Linked DNA regions of Mus musculus: region 1 is linked to region 2. Evidence: chromatin loops called from intact Hi-C (ENCODE). Cell type or tissue: left cerebral cortex. All regions are shown on one strand.

Evidence for each region. Hi-C counts contacts between places; a loop is a spot of excess contacts. Peaks named below come from ENCODE experiments on the same cell type or tissue, not always from the same donor. Only the 100,000 strongest peaks of a DNase experiment are listed, where the experiment ranks them.
Region 1: it touches region 2 in a loop (7-fold over the local background); 27 of 42 quality-filtered maps call a loop at or near these places.

The regions. Positions count from the first base shown.
Region 1 is chr12:105,100,715-105,108,714 of GRCm38, forward strand. It overlaps Gm31829 (a long non-coding RNA gene), which reads right to left and starts at 2,277. Exons shown (of 3, transcript XR_872956.2): 1 at 1,406-2,277; 2 at 203-517. In left cerebral cortex, a CTCF peak has its summit at 3,535 (motif pointing left); DNase peaks (open chromatin) are centred at 2,373 and 3,525.
Region 2 is chr12:105,046,720-105,054,719 of GRCm38, forward strand. Gm31884 (a long non-coding RNA gene) reads left to right here and starts at 1,185. Exons shown (of 3, transcript XR_872957.1): 1 at 1,185-1,332; 2 at 4,853-4,935; 3 at 5,650-6,738. In left cerebral cortex, a CTCF peak has its summit at 4,361 (motif pointing right); a DNase peak (open chromatin) is centred at 4,375.

The DNA.
Region 1 (8,000 bases), 54 kb after region 2:
GAAAGACACTTGACCCCAAGCCTAATGGCCTCAGTTTGATTGTGGGGGTCACATGGTGGCAGGAGAGAACTGACCCCTGAGGCTGTCCTTTGACCCCACATGCATGCGTGCACACAGACCCACCCACATACATACATGCATATACATGCAGACATGCACACACACGATCACATACAAGTGGAAAAGAATAAAGTAAGCCTACCGCTCATGTCACCACAGGCGGCCGTATGAAGGGGGGAGGTACAGAGGTGAGACCGGAGTTGACAGCTGCTGGTCACTGCACCTGGTCATCTTTGCCTCTGTAAAGACAGCCTTACCAGGTGGGCCTCTTCCTCCAGCTGACAGACAAAGCCAGAGATCACACCTGCCGGGATCCCCTTGATGTGTGTGATGAGGGAAGAGCAGGTTCGGAGGTCTTTTTCTATAGTTTCATCCACCTCTGAGACCTTTGAAGCATTTTTATAATCCATATTCTCTGGAAAAATTTTTAATTTCATCTGTACTGCTGGGAGCCTTCCTGGAGGAAGAAAAATGCTGATTTAAACAATACCGGATCATTGTGAAGTATGAAATTCATTTTGTGGGTGTCAGGCATGTTCTGTGAGCAGTTGAGACTCCTGGAAATAATGAACAAAGCCCACAGCTCACAGAACAAGGGGCCTTAGCCATCACAGGTTGAGCTGTGGTTCCCCAAGCCCAAAGACACTCCCCCCTCCCTCGTCCTCCCCACTCCCACTCAGCTCGAAGGCTTTCAGAGTTAAGATGCGTTTATCTTCATCCTCAGGGGTGCAATGTAGCCATTGCACCTCCTAACTGAAGGAGGTTCACACATTTGTATCTGGAGCTGGTAGCCCCCGAGCCCAAGGCGAGTCCTTTGGCATGTGAGACCCTTTTCTCTTTATGAGCCTTGTCCAAAGTGATGGAGGGCTGTTTCAGAAAACGGAATTGGCTGGCACGGTATCAGGATGAAGCAGTGCGTAGGATTAGAATCTGGATGGTGCGTGGAATTGGGAGCTACATCGAGAGGAAAATGAAGGTCCTTCCTCAGCACTTAGGAGGCATCATCTTGGGGGGGGGTGCCCCACCCTCAGCCCCTCATGGGAGGAGTGAAGGCAGAGGCTGGCTCTCCTGGGGTTTGGAGAGGCCAGAAGCACACGCAGTGTTCAGTGCTGACTTGTGTTGCCCCCAGCATCTCGCTGTAGCCACGGGACAGACTCTGGGGCGTTTCCTCACACATCAGATCTGGCCACGCAGCCCCAGAAAGCAAAAGGCCAGAGTTACAGAAAGCCAAGAAGAGATTTTAAGGGTGAGGTGAGGCCTCTCAGCCTACCGTCAGGGCCCTGACATGGGTTAAAAGGAGGGATGAGGGTCAGGGCAAGGGGGAGGGATGCAGGTGTGTGTGTACCTGAGGATCCTTGGTTACCAAGTGGTCCAGTTGATCACGGAGTTCCCAAGCTGCAGAGTGAAGAAGGATGTCCTTGATGTTTGTGAGGACAACTCTGCTCCCATGTATCTGTCAATGAAGCCCTGAAGTTGATGAATCCAAGATGGCTGCAGGCTCAGGACAATGCCTGGAGACTCCCAGGCAGCTGACATAAAACACCCCATTTCCCTGGTTGTGGAATCGTCAGTTTCAAAGGGGCTGAGGTGGGTGAGGAGCCTGCCGCTTTAGACAGACACTCCTTATGAGATCAGTGCGCCCATCTGAAGAGTTCAGAGGGATTGTTGCCTGAAGCTGAGAGACAAAGCAGATAGATGCACAATGCAGGCAGAGAGCTCAGGCCTCTGCCCACTTTCAGTTGCCTTCTGGGACAGATGACAAGTCCTTTTTCAGAGAAGCAGTTGTCAAGGGTTCTATGCTACCAGCAAGTAGTGTGGAGTCTTGCATACTGTAGATATCAAGGAAATCTAGGCACCACTGAGTACAATGCTCAGTGGACGGGTCTCTATGCAGACTCTAACCAGGCAGGACTCACCTCCCTGGGCATCCAAGAGGCACCCGTGATGCCCACCCTCCTCAGAAGACCCTGCTTAGGAGAAGTCTATGAGGAGTTTCTATCTCTTGAATCCAGGGACTGTGAGGGGAGCCCGGACGTCTGCTTAGGTTTTCCTTATGGCTCCTGGGTCTGTTTAAATTTATTTTGTTGCTGAGGATTGAACCTGGGGTTTTACATCTGCTAAAATATAGAAAAGGATGCTGAAACTCAATCAGGAAAGAACCATACAACCTAACAGTCGTACTCGTGGGCAGACAGGAGCTGGCACGTCAGTAAAGATGAGGTATGGATGGCAGTGGAGAACCTGTAAGCATGCGCAGCTGCAGCAACCGGGAGGAAATGCAAATTAAAGCTAGGAGACAGCACACCTGTCAGAATGCTAGAAGCAAAGAGCTGCTGAGCTGCTGCCAGATACTGGCAAGAGTGAGCAGGGAGCAGGCACAGTCACGTGGGCACCACTGTCAGGAAGAGGGAGAGCACCTTGGAAAACAGCTAGACAGCTTTCATGAATAAAACATCCCTTCATTATTCTCAAACAAATCCTGGCGTAGTGACTCTCAGCCTTCCTAACGCTGCAACCCTTTAATACAGCTCCTCATGTTGTGGTGACTCCCCCCGCAACCGCAATATTATTTTTATTGCTACTTCATAGCTGTAATTTTGCAACTGTTATGAACTGTAATGTAAATATCTATGTTTTTTGATGGTCTTAGGAGACCCCCTTCCGTTGAAAGGGTCATCTGACCCCCCACAGGGGTTGTCACCTACAGGTTGAGGACCACTGTTCTAGTGGCTTTATTCAGAGCAGAAGTTGGGAACTGCTCAGGTTTCTTCGGCAGAGGAAGGGTTAAATGGGGGCAATCAGAACCATGGGATGCTGTTTACAGCAAAAAAGACCGAAGTATTGACAGCTACAACATGGATAAATCTCTAGCGAGTTGTGCTGAATGGAGAATGTCCCCAAAGAAGACCAGCTTTACAGCTCCATTTCATGGCAATTTTGAAACAATGACATTTTAGAAATGTCAATTAGATTAGCGCTTCTCAGGGGCTAGAGAGTGGGACGGCGGTGGCTCTGGAGGTCACAGCAACACTCAAGGGGTCCGTCAGATGAAGTTATACCAGAAAAGGGTATTGCATCCCCTGGAGCGGGAGTTACAGGTGGTTGTGATATGAGTCCCCCTAAAGAGCACCATGAACTCTTAACTGCTGGGCCATCTCTCCAGCCCCACTAAAATCTTTTGTAAGGGAGACGTAACATATAATATTCATGTTTTTATCAGGGATTACATCATGCTTTTCTTAAACATTCTGTAGCCTTTTCCATGTGGTCTTTCCCCCATCTCTCTCCGTTCTAAATCTCGTTGCTCTAATGTCTATAATGTTTGCACTTAGGTCATTTCATGGGATGCTCTCCCAGAAGTGGAGTCAGAGGGTTGGAAACATGCCCCTGAGGCTCCTAATGTAGGATTTCAAGTGGCTTTCTAAAGAGCTCTGCTGGTGCTGCGTTCACAGCAGAAGTGTGTGCGCCCCCTGGTGGTTCTTTGGTTTGTGCTGCCTGGAGAGGGTCTTGAAAAATGAGCTGCCCTAACAGACCCATTGAGCAGGACTCTGGAGAGTCCTACTCCTGTCTACCAATGTCTAGAAGCAATCCAGATGAAGAGAAGGGAGATGAGTTGATCTTTTAGGTTTTTCTAAGTGGCCTCTTTGTCCTCAGGTTCTTAACAAGGTCCTGGATCCCAGGAGGTCTTGGACCTTGACAAGATCGGGTGGCTTCGGAACTGTGTAAGCTTTGTATTAGCCCACTTCGGTTACAAAACTGTCAAATTTATTTCCTTATAGTTTTGGAAGTGAAGTCTAAAATCAAGGTCCAGGAGGGTTCTGTACCTCTCTTGCAGACATTTGTCCTCTCATAGTGTCCTTACCTGGCCTTTCCTCTATGAATGTGTCTGGACACACACACACACACACACACACACACACACACTCCCCTCTTTATGTAAGGACTCTTACCCCATTGGTTCAGACCTCTGTCCTTAGGAGTCTATTTAATCTTAATTACTCCATAAAAGTGCTATCTCCACAAGCAGTCACATTGCAGGGTAGAGTTTCAATATGACTTCTGGGGCTCACAAATATTCAGTCCTAGCAGGCATCCTGATCTCGGGGAGGCAATTTGAGTGTAGAAGAGAAGAGCTAAGTAGCTTCCTCACTCAGGAGGACCAAAGGTGAAGAAAGTCAAAGGTCACCCTTCATCTTTTGGGAAAATATTCCACAGGTCCAGGTGTTGAGCTCCAGGCCAGCCTCTGATGATACAGAAATGGAGGCATCATTTTTGTTCTCCCAGTGGAAAAGATACTGTCTTAGTCAGAGTTTCTATTCCTGCACAAACATCATAACCAAGAAGCAAGTTGTGGGGGGAAAGGATTTATTCAGCTTACACTTCCACATTGCTGTTCATCACCAAAGGAAGTCAGGACTGGAACTCAAGCAGGTCAGGAAGCAGGAGCTGATGCAGAGGCCATGGAGGGATGCTGCTTACTGGATTGCTTCCCCTGGCTTGTTCAGCTTGCTTTCTTATAGAACCCAGGCATTTCCTCAAGGGAGGCTCCTTTCTCCGTGATGGCTCCAGCGTGTGTCAAGTTGACACACAACACCAGCCAGTACAGACACACTGAGAACATTTTCAAATCTCGTACAGCCGTCTGTATTGAAGTAGGGTACAAGCCTGGTGCTATAGGAAACCATAGGATTGTGGGGAAAGAGGATTCAGGGGAGACCTTCTGGAATACAGAAGCAGGGTAGAGTCCATCTGATGGAGGTCACATGCAAGAGGAGACATAACAGTCAAGACATGGGGATGCATTTGTGTGAGGTGATGGCCAGAGCTCATTGCAGAAACTCCCAGGCACTGAGTCAGGACCAATATGTCTGAGGCAGCTTGCATGTGAGGGTCAAGCAATCCTTTGGCCATCCAAAAAAATGTTTTGCCATATCCTAAAAATAATGGACGTCCATTGGGAGTGTTTGTTTGTTTGTTGTTTTGGGCAAAATGTCAGATGATATTAGGCTTGGGTAATGCCTTTCTGGGCGCAGAATGGAGGGTGAGTCTGAAGAGATAACACAAATGCAAGTGAATATCAGTCAACCCATGGGTAGTTCCAGAGATGAGAGGTGGGAGCCAAAGCTAGGGATGTGGTGGGGCACTCACAGATGCTCTGCAGGGAAGCAGCAGCAGCAGCAGCAGTACCAGCAGGAGCAGCAGCAGCAGCGCCTTGTTACACTGTGAGCTGAACAGCAGGGTACAAGGCATGTATGATTTGTCCCATGTGCCTGACCAGTTTGAGGGGCTTAGTAAGTGTTGTTGACTTGTGGATGAAGAAGTTTGGTGGAACCGTAGAATGCCACAAGCATTCTACAGTCTATGCATGACTGAGAGCAGACATTTCTCTGGCAGCTGACCTTGAGCTTGGTACCAATCCCAAGATGGTGGCTATCTTCCATCCATACCTGTATATCTTGGCCATAGCTATGTGTATTGATATTGAGAGTGCCTGTCCTTAATTTTGAACTGGTCACAGCACCTGTAGCTACCCCATTAATCGGTCAAATCTCTAACTTGTTGTTTTTATGCACAAGCATATTTTTTTAATGAGCTTGTTTGTTTGTTTGTTTGTTTGTTTTCAAGACAGGGTTTCTCTATGTAGCCCTGGCTGTCCTAGAACTTGCTCTGTAGACTGGGCAGTCTTGGATTCAGAAATCTGCCTGCCACTGCCTCCCATGTTGGGAGTAAAGGCTCAAATTTATTAAGCTGCTCAGCTGAAACTTCTCTGTCTCTCTGGTTTTTTGAATGAAATTTATCTTTTAATGCACGTTTTTCTCTTCTTTTCCTGAAGTACATTTTCCTAGTAGCTTCTTAAGAGAGACGAAGAGTCCCCCTGAGTCCTCGCTTGCCTGCAGACCTTCCACTTTACCCTCATCTGCATCATGTAACTGGATTTTGGGGTCCAGGGTAACTGGACCCTCCTCCAGATCTTGAAGGCATTGTTCATCTTGTAGCACACAGTGCTGCTTTTAAAATTGTTTATTCATTTATATTTAATCTGTATGGTGTTCTGTCTGCATTTATGTCTGTGTACTATATGCATGAAGTACCCTCAGAGACCAGAAGGCACCAGGTCCCCTGGAACTGGAGTTTCAGTCAGCTGTGAGCTGCCACATGGGTGCTGGGAATCAAACCTGGGTTCTCTGGGAGAACCAGCCAGCTCTTACCACCGAGCCGTCTCTCCAGCCTTTAAACCTGATAGTGAGAGTTTTGATCTCCGCATCCTCCTCTTCTTCCTCCTCTCCCTACTTTCTCTTCCCCTCATCCTCCATCTCCTTCTCCTTTCCCGAATCCTTCTTATTGAAGGTGGTCCTAGAGACAAGCTGGCCTTGAACTCTATGACCAGGCAGGTCTTGAACTTGTGACCCTCCTGCTTCAGTCAGCCGAGTAGCTAGATTACAAGTCTGAACACCAAGCCCAGTCAAGGTTTTTGTTGTTTTGTTTTGTTTTTCCTTAATGTGACTCATTTTGTTTTTCTTCAAGGAGAGTGACATGTAAGGGTCTTAGGACAGTGTTTGGAATTTAGTAAAATATGATTAATTCTTAGCCATTATGATTGAGTTTTTAAAATTTGCCGTTTTACTCTGGTATATGTCTAGCCACTATGCTACTTAAGAGAGTGGAGCCCCAGTTTCCTGGAGCACTTTATAGTAAATCTGCCTACCTGTCTCTCTCTCCATCTATCCACCCACCCACCCACTTATCTATCCAATCTTTCTTACTGGTCTCTAGAGATCCCTAAAACAGGTATCAAACTGTATTTCTCACTGGGGATCCCTGCTGCCGGCGAGCAGATGGCTTGCCTATTTGTTTGTTTGTTTGCTTGTATTTTGAGACAGAGTCTCACACAGTCCATCCTGGCCTTGAACTCACTATGTAGGCAAGGACACTCTTTAAGCTTCCAGCCCTCTTAGCTCCTCCTCCAGAGTGTGCGGTTTATAGGCTTGTTCTACCACGCCTGGCTTTATGTGGTGCTCAGCGTTGAGCCAGGGTTTGTTTGGTGCATGTTAGGCAGGAGCTCTAACCACTGAGCTACACCCCAGCCTCAAGGGAAGCTTCTTTTCATGACTACCCTAGGTGTGTCTGAGGGAGGGGCAGGGCTTCCCATCCTGTAGGATGGAGAGAGGTCTCCAGGCACACACTTCCCCTCCCTCCGGACTCTCTCCTCCTCTCCCTTGTTGGACAGATGTGTTTCCATGGTGCCTCTTGAGAGGGGAGGGAATGGTGTATGCTTTACTTGGATAGTTAGGGGAAGGTACCTAGGTTTCTAACTGGTGGCTTTTTGCTGATTCTTAGTACAAGGTCTCAGTGCTGGGTGTTCCCAGACTGGGGTCTATCTCCTGAGGACTTTGCCAGACCGGGATGTTCTGTGGATGCTTCCAGACTGGGGTCTCCTAAGGATGTTCCCAGACTGGGATCTCTTAAGGAATGTTCCCCATACCTATTCTAGTTGTCTCTACCTCCCGAGACCTGTCACCATGTCCTGTGCGTGCACCTCCCCTTCCCTTCCCTTCCCTTCCCTCCCCTTCCCTCCCCTCACCTCCCTCCCTCCCTCCCTCCCTCCCTCCCTCCCTCCCTCCCTCCCTCCCTCCCTCCCTCCCTCTCTCCCTTCCTTCCTCCCTTCCTCCCTTCCCCTGTTCTAAGACAACCACAAATGCCCTGGGTGCTTTGATCCACTGTCTACCAGTGCCGCGCTCAACCTTCCCTGTCCCTACATGCTGACAACCTTTGGTTCTATCTTTCTGCAAGACTGTGGGAACCGAGTGGCCACAGGTCTGGGAAGCAGAGCTGAGGAGGAAGCTGTTGCCACGTGGGGTAGGAGACAGGAGCGAGAAGGGGCTACTCTCCATCCCTGGGGAGGTGCTAATGTGGGGGTCTGGGAGAGGGGGCAAAGGAGG
Region 2 (8,000 bases):
CTCAAATTAACTGGCAATCTGTTCTAATCTTCTGACTCCTTCCCGTTCTCTGGCTCCTGTATTCACTTACAACCTGTCTCCGTAAAACTGTCCTAGTAAAACTGCCTCCTCTCTCTGGGACTCTCTTAGTTACCTCTCCTCTCTGCTCTCTTAAATAGCGTCTCTTTCCTGTCCTGAAACATATCTCTGACACGCTCTGTCAGATTTCTCTCTGGTTCATCACTTTGTCTGCCCCTCAATTAGATTCCACTATCAAATCTGTCTCCTTCCTTCTATAAACTAACCTTACTTTCATTGTTTGGGATTAAAGGTGTGTATTAAGGAAGTGTCTGTATTCCAGCCGTACCATACTGTAATCCAGAATGTGTCTGCATTCCAGCTGGATCATAAAGACCTAGAAGGTCTTTGGATGTGATCCCTTGCCAGAGCAGCCATGTAGAGGATTAAAATTCCTCTACAGGGAACACCATAATCACTTGCCCTGAGCTGCTGAGCACAGGACCAGGGTGTCCCATACTCTCTTGGTACTTAGCTTCTGCTTCAGGCCCTGTGATGCTCCTGGGAGCTAGGAAGGCTATTGGAGGTGTGTTCAGTTATGTTTAAGGATGAAGGAAGCAAGGAAGGCTAGTCACCCCTGGCTGGATGCACACAGGTGGCGTTGTGGGCCTCCTTGAATGCTTTTGATGGGCATGTGTTCTTTTGGGGATCCTGTACCGAGAAAGTTTCCGCAGTAAGGGCTCTAGAGAGGAATGGGTGGCCACAGGGCTAACACTTGCACCCTCCCAGGGTCTTGCGCGCACCGGACTGGCCAGCAGTAACGACGCTGCAACAGGATCCTTCTGTACATGTTTATTGGGAGAGCTTGATTGCAGAGGCGAAGAGACCCCAAGCCCAGAACTGGTGCTGCTTATATAGGCCTAGGAGAGGCGTGTCTCACACCCGGATTGGTTATGCACTAAGCCTCATTTGCATGTTCCTCATCTGATTGGCTTCTCTCTCTCTCTCTCTCTCTCTCTCTCTCTCTCTCTCTCTCTGTACCTCACAGAGCCTCATTATCATACCTCATTTGCATGTCTCACATCTGATTGGTTATACTCCCAAAGCCTCATTATCATGCCCGGGCCAGGCAGTGTCTTTGCAAAAAACTTTACTGCATATGTACACATTGGTTGTTTGTCCAAACTTATGCGTGGTGGCCAGCAGTAGTCAGTGCCACTCTGCAACGGCACATGTGGCTTCCCACACCAGGGGAGCAGCGCAAGGATGTGCATCTTTAGGACCTACAGGGAGGAGACACTGGGGGTGGCTGCCTGAGGAAATGACCGCTTCCAGGTACGGTTCATCAGTAGGGTTTCATTATAGATATGAGGGAGAGTACAGCCAGGGGCATCTGGAGGAGTCCAGAGCAGAGAGGGAAAGGGGACTGACCATGCCTAGCAGGTTGAACTTGGGCATGAGAGGAGAGAGAGAGAATGATAGAGGAGGAGAAGGAGACCACCAAGGACAGGACCCCAAAATAGGGTTATAAGGAGAAATGGGGGGTGGGTTCCTGAGCTGGAGAAGTTGAGCTCAAACTGGAGAAGAGGCAAGACAAGTTGGGTACCCATGATCCTGAGGGAGCCTGCTGGCCAGCACGCACATTGCTGTTCTAATGGGCATCCCAGAGAGCCATTTGTCCCTTCTGCCCCAGATAAGGGAGTGGGCACCTTTGTTAGAAGGGGTTTCATAAGCTCCCGAGGAATGCCGGCTTTTGTCCAACTGCGGGAGTTTGGGGAGTGGAGTTTCCTTTGTCCTCTCATCCGGATGTCTCTCTGCCTACCGTGAGTTAGCAGCCTGATGCCTGCCTGTGAAGCAATCTCCCACTGACTTCAGGAAGCGATGGTATGAGCCAGGCACCGGGCGTGGACAGTCAGGGTCCAGCGGGGCTTGGAGCGCTCCCAGCCTGCGCACATCAGTGAAGGAGGCACAGTCATGGTCTCCTCCCAGAGCTGATCTCGTGCCAGAGCACCTGATCAGAGGGCACTTATGGCTGAAGGCCTGAATCTGGTCTATCAGTGTGGTCTCAGGGCGGCAATAGCCAGCAGCTGAGCTCAGAGACCCGACTCCATTAAGAGTCGTGGGTGCGCCCCAGTGTGTGGGTGCTCAACTTGTGCATGTAGCAGCTCAGACCTGGGGTCTGCTCTTAGCCCTCCTTCCTGCATACTGACACTCATCTGACTCTCTTTACTCGGAGAAGTCTTACTTACTACCCTGGCTGGAGAGTCAGCCCCTACTGCTCTTGCAGAACTCCAGTGTTAACTTTTGTGGCTTGATTCCGTCATGACGTGCACCCATACCTAAGCCAAGCTCGCCTATGTGAACCCTGGTGCGTGTGTTTGAACACAGGCATGCACAGTCAGTCTACGGGCACGCATGCATTTGGGTATCATCTAAAACATTTACAATGATGTGGGTGTTTCACCTGGCTTTCTGAGCAGGCTTTCTGGAGTCATGTTGCATCTTGTTAGGTAGAGTAAGTGTTCTTCTGGGCCCAGCAGAGACAAAGGCTAGGGAAAGGGGGGCCTGGACAAAGAACAAAAGCCAGTTCAGGCACTTCCCTTGTAAGGCAGTTATGGGGACATAGAACTGAGACGCAAAGTGTTGATCAATATCGGATTTCTGACGGGGTTGAAGACTGGTAGTCTCGTAGCCAGCCTAAGCTGTTTATTGTTGAGAAAAATGATACAGAACTGAGAGGATGGTTTTCAAACGGCATACAATCTAAAGCCAGGACATTAGCCAGGCGCAGAACTATAGTCTTTTAAGTTAGGATAGAGGACAGCGTTCAATTTTATCGACAAAAATGTTGGGCTGGGTGTTAGGTCTTAATACCATATAATATACAAGATGGTAATAGTTGTGTTCAATTTATATTTTGAGAGAAAGTTTTTTTTTTTTAATTAAACAGAAAGGGTGAAATGTTGCAGGATTTTCTCTGTCCAATCACATTAGGGCAGTGGCAGGCCTGTGATTGGACAGGAAAAGGGAGGCGGAGCTAGGAGTTGGGGAGACAGGTGGTGGAGGGGAAGAAAGAGAACAGAGGCGGATGTGGTGTTATCTAAAGGTTACAATAATTGGGTTAAAGCTTTATCATTATCAATTGGCTCTGAAATTACTGTATTGGCGTCTTGTAAAATGTGATATTATTAATACATAAATCTAATTGGTTAACTGTAAGCTTAATTCTACTGGATAATTAGGTGTCGAGATGGCTAAGCAGGGGTGCCTGGGGGCAGTGCGCCGAAGCAAGAGGAACACGGGGCCCCTGTCCTAGAAATGGCTGGGCGGGAGCCCTGTGACCTCGCGGAGTCAGAGAGTTGGACGGGCGAGAGATGGAGCAAGTGAGATCATCTGGCCTGGGGGCTAGCTCCAGAGAGTTGGTGGCAGCGGCAGGAGCGAGGGAGAGTTGGCTGGTTCTTTATTTATTTATTTTTTATTTTTTTATTTTTTTGGTTTTTCGAGACAGGGTTTCTCTGTGTAGCCCTGGCTGTCCTGGAACTCACTTTGTAGACCAGTCTGGCCTCGAACTCAGAAATCCGCCTGCCTCTGCCTCCCAAGTGCTGGGATTAAAGGCGGGCGCCACCACGCCCGGCTCGGCTGGTTCTTTTTAAAAATATTTCCGGCAACAATCGGCTTACTTTTTGGGGAAGGATTAAGGCAGAGAACGTCAGTATTGTGCCAACTTGCCTCATGGTGCTTGGGAACTTAGCTCCTGTCTTACATAATCCCTGGGTCCCTCAGGTCAGGTAACCGAGCTTTCTTTGGTGACAGAAAACATTGGTGTGAATGACTCCATGTGGCTTCTTCATGGTTTGGAAGCCCAGGGAGGGAGCCCAGGCCAAGCCGGCAGCCTTCTGCAGTAGTTCTTGTTTAACAAAATAAGTGTGTGTGTGTGTGTGTGTGTGTGTGTGTGTGTGTAATGGCACAGCTAGGCCTTCACTGCACAGAACTTACAGAAGAGCAGTAAACATGTCTGTCTTGTCTCATTAGGAATCGATATACATATTTTAAGTAATTAAAAATTGTTTCTAGGCAGTAGTGGCACACCTTTAATCCCAGCTTTGGGAGGCAGAGGCAGGCAGATCTGAGTTGGAGGCCAGCCAGGTCTACTTAGGGAGTTCCAGGATAGCTAGGGCTACACAGAGAAATCCCATCTCAGGGGGAAAAAAGAAAACCCTAAAAGAAAAAGAAAATTTAAAAAGTTTAATTCTAGGTGGATTAATACTTACATAGTTTTAATTTGATCCACCAAAATAGAAGATCAATGGAATATTTCAAGGGTGTCTGAGATGCTTGGGTCTGGTGTCACGGGGTGTCATACCATAGAATACCAGAAGATGGCGCCATTGGTTCCAAAATGAGCCCTCGTCTGCTCAGGTGGCTCCCACCTGGCTCTCTTTCTGCAGTTGGTATATTAAGACACATTTCTTAGAACACTTTATGTGAAAAGCAAATCAGGCCACTTTTCATTTTCCCCTGAAGCACATCTGTGTTTCCTCTCATGGAAGCAGATCTTGCTCTGAGACGATTGGGGAGCAGGGAGTGGGTTTTGATATCAGTTTCATCAGAAATGCATGGTATGTCTCAGGCATTGTAACAGACCAGTGTCTGGTTTTCTCTCCGGGCTGAGAGTTGTTCTGGGGACAGGGGAGGAAGGTTGTGGATGGAAAACTGGCTGCTGCTTAATGTGAATAAGTTACTCAAGTTCTCTGGGCCTCAGTTTCCTGACCTGTACAATGAAAGATGGTTGATAGCTCCTGTTAAAGACTGCTCCAGAGACAAAGGCAATAAAGAGCATCTGCTTTTCTTACAGCAACAGCAAGCACCGAGGTTTATAGAGAAGAGTAGAGGGCGAAGAGAGGAGCCTGGGTACTGGGCAGAGCCAGCTTCTATTAGGTAAGGTAGGATAGCTGGAATTCACAGTGTTCTTCCCCAGGGGTTACAATACATGTGGCCACAGAGGTTAGGTATGGAGACATAGTAAGGGTCTCCCTAAAAAGGGAAGTAGACTAGGTAGTTATGGGTGGACAGGGACACACACACACACACACAGGGACACACACCTACACACATGGATACACACACAGTGACACACACAGATATAGACACACACAGACATGCACAGGGACACACACACACATGGACTCACACACAGGGACACATACACACTTGGATAGACACACACACATGGACACACACACACAGGGAGACACACAGATACAGGCACACAGACATGCACAGGGACACACATGCACACACATAGAGACACACACACACACACACACACACATACACATAGGGACACAGACTCAGCAGGAATGGAAGGGTCAGTGGAGCAGGGAGGGAGGGGGAGGGGGGAGAAAGGAAGTGAATACAAGTAGGGCTGCTAATATTTAAGACCATATGAGGGGTTGTGGGAAAACCTGATATAGTAGGCGTTTCTTAAATATATATACACATATGGGAGAAACCTAGATTGGAGTCATCAAATAATGGGGGAGACAAAGCCCCAACTAGACACCAAAGGAAACCTCTAGTGGGTTACATCTAATTGAGTTGTTGGCCAAAGCGGTCCCATGGAAACCCCAAATAACCCAAACTGTCAACAAGACTATTGGTTTCTCTCCACACGATGATGGTTACGGCCCTACTGCTGAAGACAACACCCACAGAAACCTATCGCTTTCACCCCTACTGATGAGTGTTTATGGTTCTGGAAACTACTCTGCACACTGTCAGAGGAGAAAGATAAAGAGCAGCCCAGCTACAAACAAACCCTGCAACCTACCATGGTGACCAGCCTACAAGAGACGCATTCTGGTGCATTCATGGTACAAACCATCCTCTATCTGACTGGCATCCAGGCTCAGTCCATGAGCCGACGGGACCCATGCTCAACACTGTCTGTGTGGCCACGAACCTGAGCCTGGTAAGCCGTGGACCAGTGTTCTGCTAAAGGAGTGTAGCAATAAAAATGACTTCTAATAACGTCCCTTGGTCCTCATAGATCAGTGTCTTGCTCAGCCAAGATCAGAAAAGTTTTCTCCTGCAGCATATGGGAACATAGAGACCCACAACTGGACAATGTGCAGGGAGTGGAGACCTGGGAACACTCAATCCTAAATGGGGTGTTTCTATCAAATCGCTCCCCTCAGGGCTCGGGGAACCCTATGGATGAGGAGGTGGAAAGATGGTCAGGGCCAGAGAGGCTAGAGACCACCAGGAAACAGTGTCTTCCAGATACGACGGGACACACATGCATGCACTCACGCATGCACACAGGATCACACAAGCTGAGGCAGCATGCACAGCTGAGAGGAAGTAGACACAAGTCCCATCCCTAACCTGGATGCTGTCTCCAATTAATAACTTCTCTCAAAGGGAAAATTAGTTTTCTCCAAGGGAGTCTCACTGGGTATACAAACTGCTCCTCAGGGCTGTCCCAGCCCGGCAGTCGATGGCCAACAGAAAGCTAACTCAGAAGTATTTGGGAGGTTTTCTTTGTCTCACAATGCTTTCTCTGGCCCATTTGTTTGTCCGTTTGTTTGTTTGTTGTTGTTTTTAGCCTTACAGATCTTTTATTTATATATTATGGTTTCTGATTTTTGTTTGTACAGAGTTTCTGCGTGAGTCTCAGTGTCTGTACGCGTTCCGTGTGCTTTTTCCTTGGTTCCTTTTTTTTTCTTTTTCCCTATTCTGGCTTGTTTCTCCGTTTTTGTTTTTTTGTTTTTTGTTTGTTTGTTTGTTTGTTTTTGGTTTTTTCGCTCCGTTTGTTTTTATCTTAGTTATTATTATTATTATTATTATTATTTTTTTTTTTAGATGTCTAATATTCTAATGAAAGAGAAAGAGCATGTGGATTTGGGGGTGGGTGGGTGCATGAGTGGAGATGTAAGGGGGTCTGGGAGGCGTTGAGGAAGAAGAAACTGTAGTCAGAATATAATACAGGAAAAAAATTTTCAATGTTAAAAAAAGGTATTCTGCCTGAGGGCTACAAGCAAGTTATCCAAGACTGTGGCCCCAGATGTTTAGAAATCTCCTAAGAACCTGCTAGTCCACCCGTGTCATATCCAGGACAGTCTGTTCCTACATAGTCACCCCCGCCCCGCCTCCCGGGGAGGGGTTTCCAGGGTGCCACTGGTTCTGCAGTGCTGCTGAGATCTTCCATCCAAGGGTTCCTTCCCCCCCCCCGCCCCCTCCCGAGACAGGGTTTCTCTGTGTAGCCCTGGCTGTCCTAGAACTCACTCTGTAGACCAGGCTGGCCTCGAACTCTGAAATCCGTCTGCCTCTGCCTCCGGAGTGCTGGGATTAAAGGCGTGTGCCACCATGTCCGGCGGGTCCGTTCTTCCAAGACTCATCTTAAAGAATAGGTGTGAAGAAGATTTGGAAAATGTGGTTTCAATGAAAATGCCTGCCCCCCTACCCCGTAGATTCAGAGAGTGGCGCGATTAGGAGGTGTGGCCTTCTTGGAGGAAGTGCGTCACTGGGGGCGGGCTTTGGGGTTGCGAATGCTCAAGTATGGACCTCTTTCTGCCACCTGCTGATCTGGATGGCTACCTCTCCAGAGCCATGTCTGCCAAAGTGCCACCGTGCTTCCCACCGTCATGGTAATGGGCTAAGCCTCTGAAAACCGTAAGCCAGCCGCAATAAAATGTTGTCCTTCATAGGAGTTGCTGTGGTCACGGTGTCTCTTCCCATGATAGAACATTTACTAAGCGAGAAGCGGGATATATGTGTGTGTTGAACATCTCCTGTAGGCTTATTGTCCAAAGACAGTGCTGAGTCTAGGAGCTGGTTGAAACCAGTCCTGTGGTTTCAGATTTAGGCACAGAGCTGAAAAGGGGATGGTCACTGGGGATATTGAAGAGCTGAATTGACAGTTTATATTATTAGAAATGTGGTTAGCATCAGTCTCCTTCGGAGCTACTGTGAACATTAAATGAGATAGTACAATTTAAAAT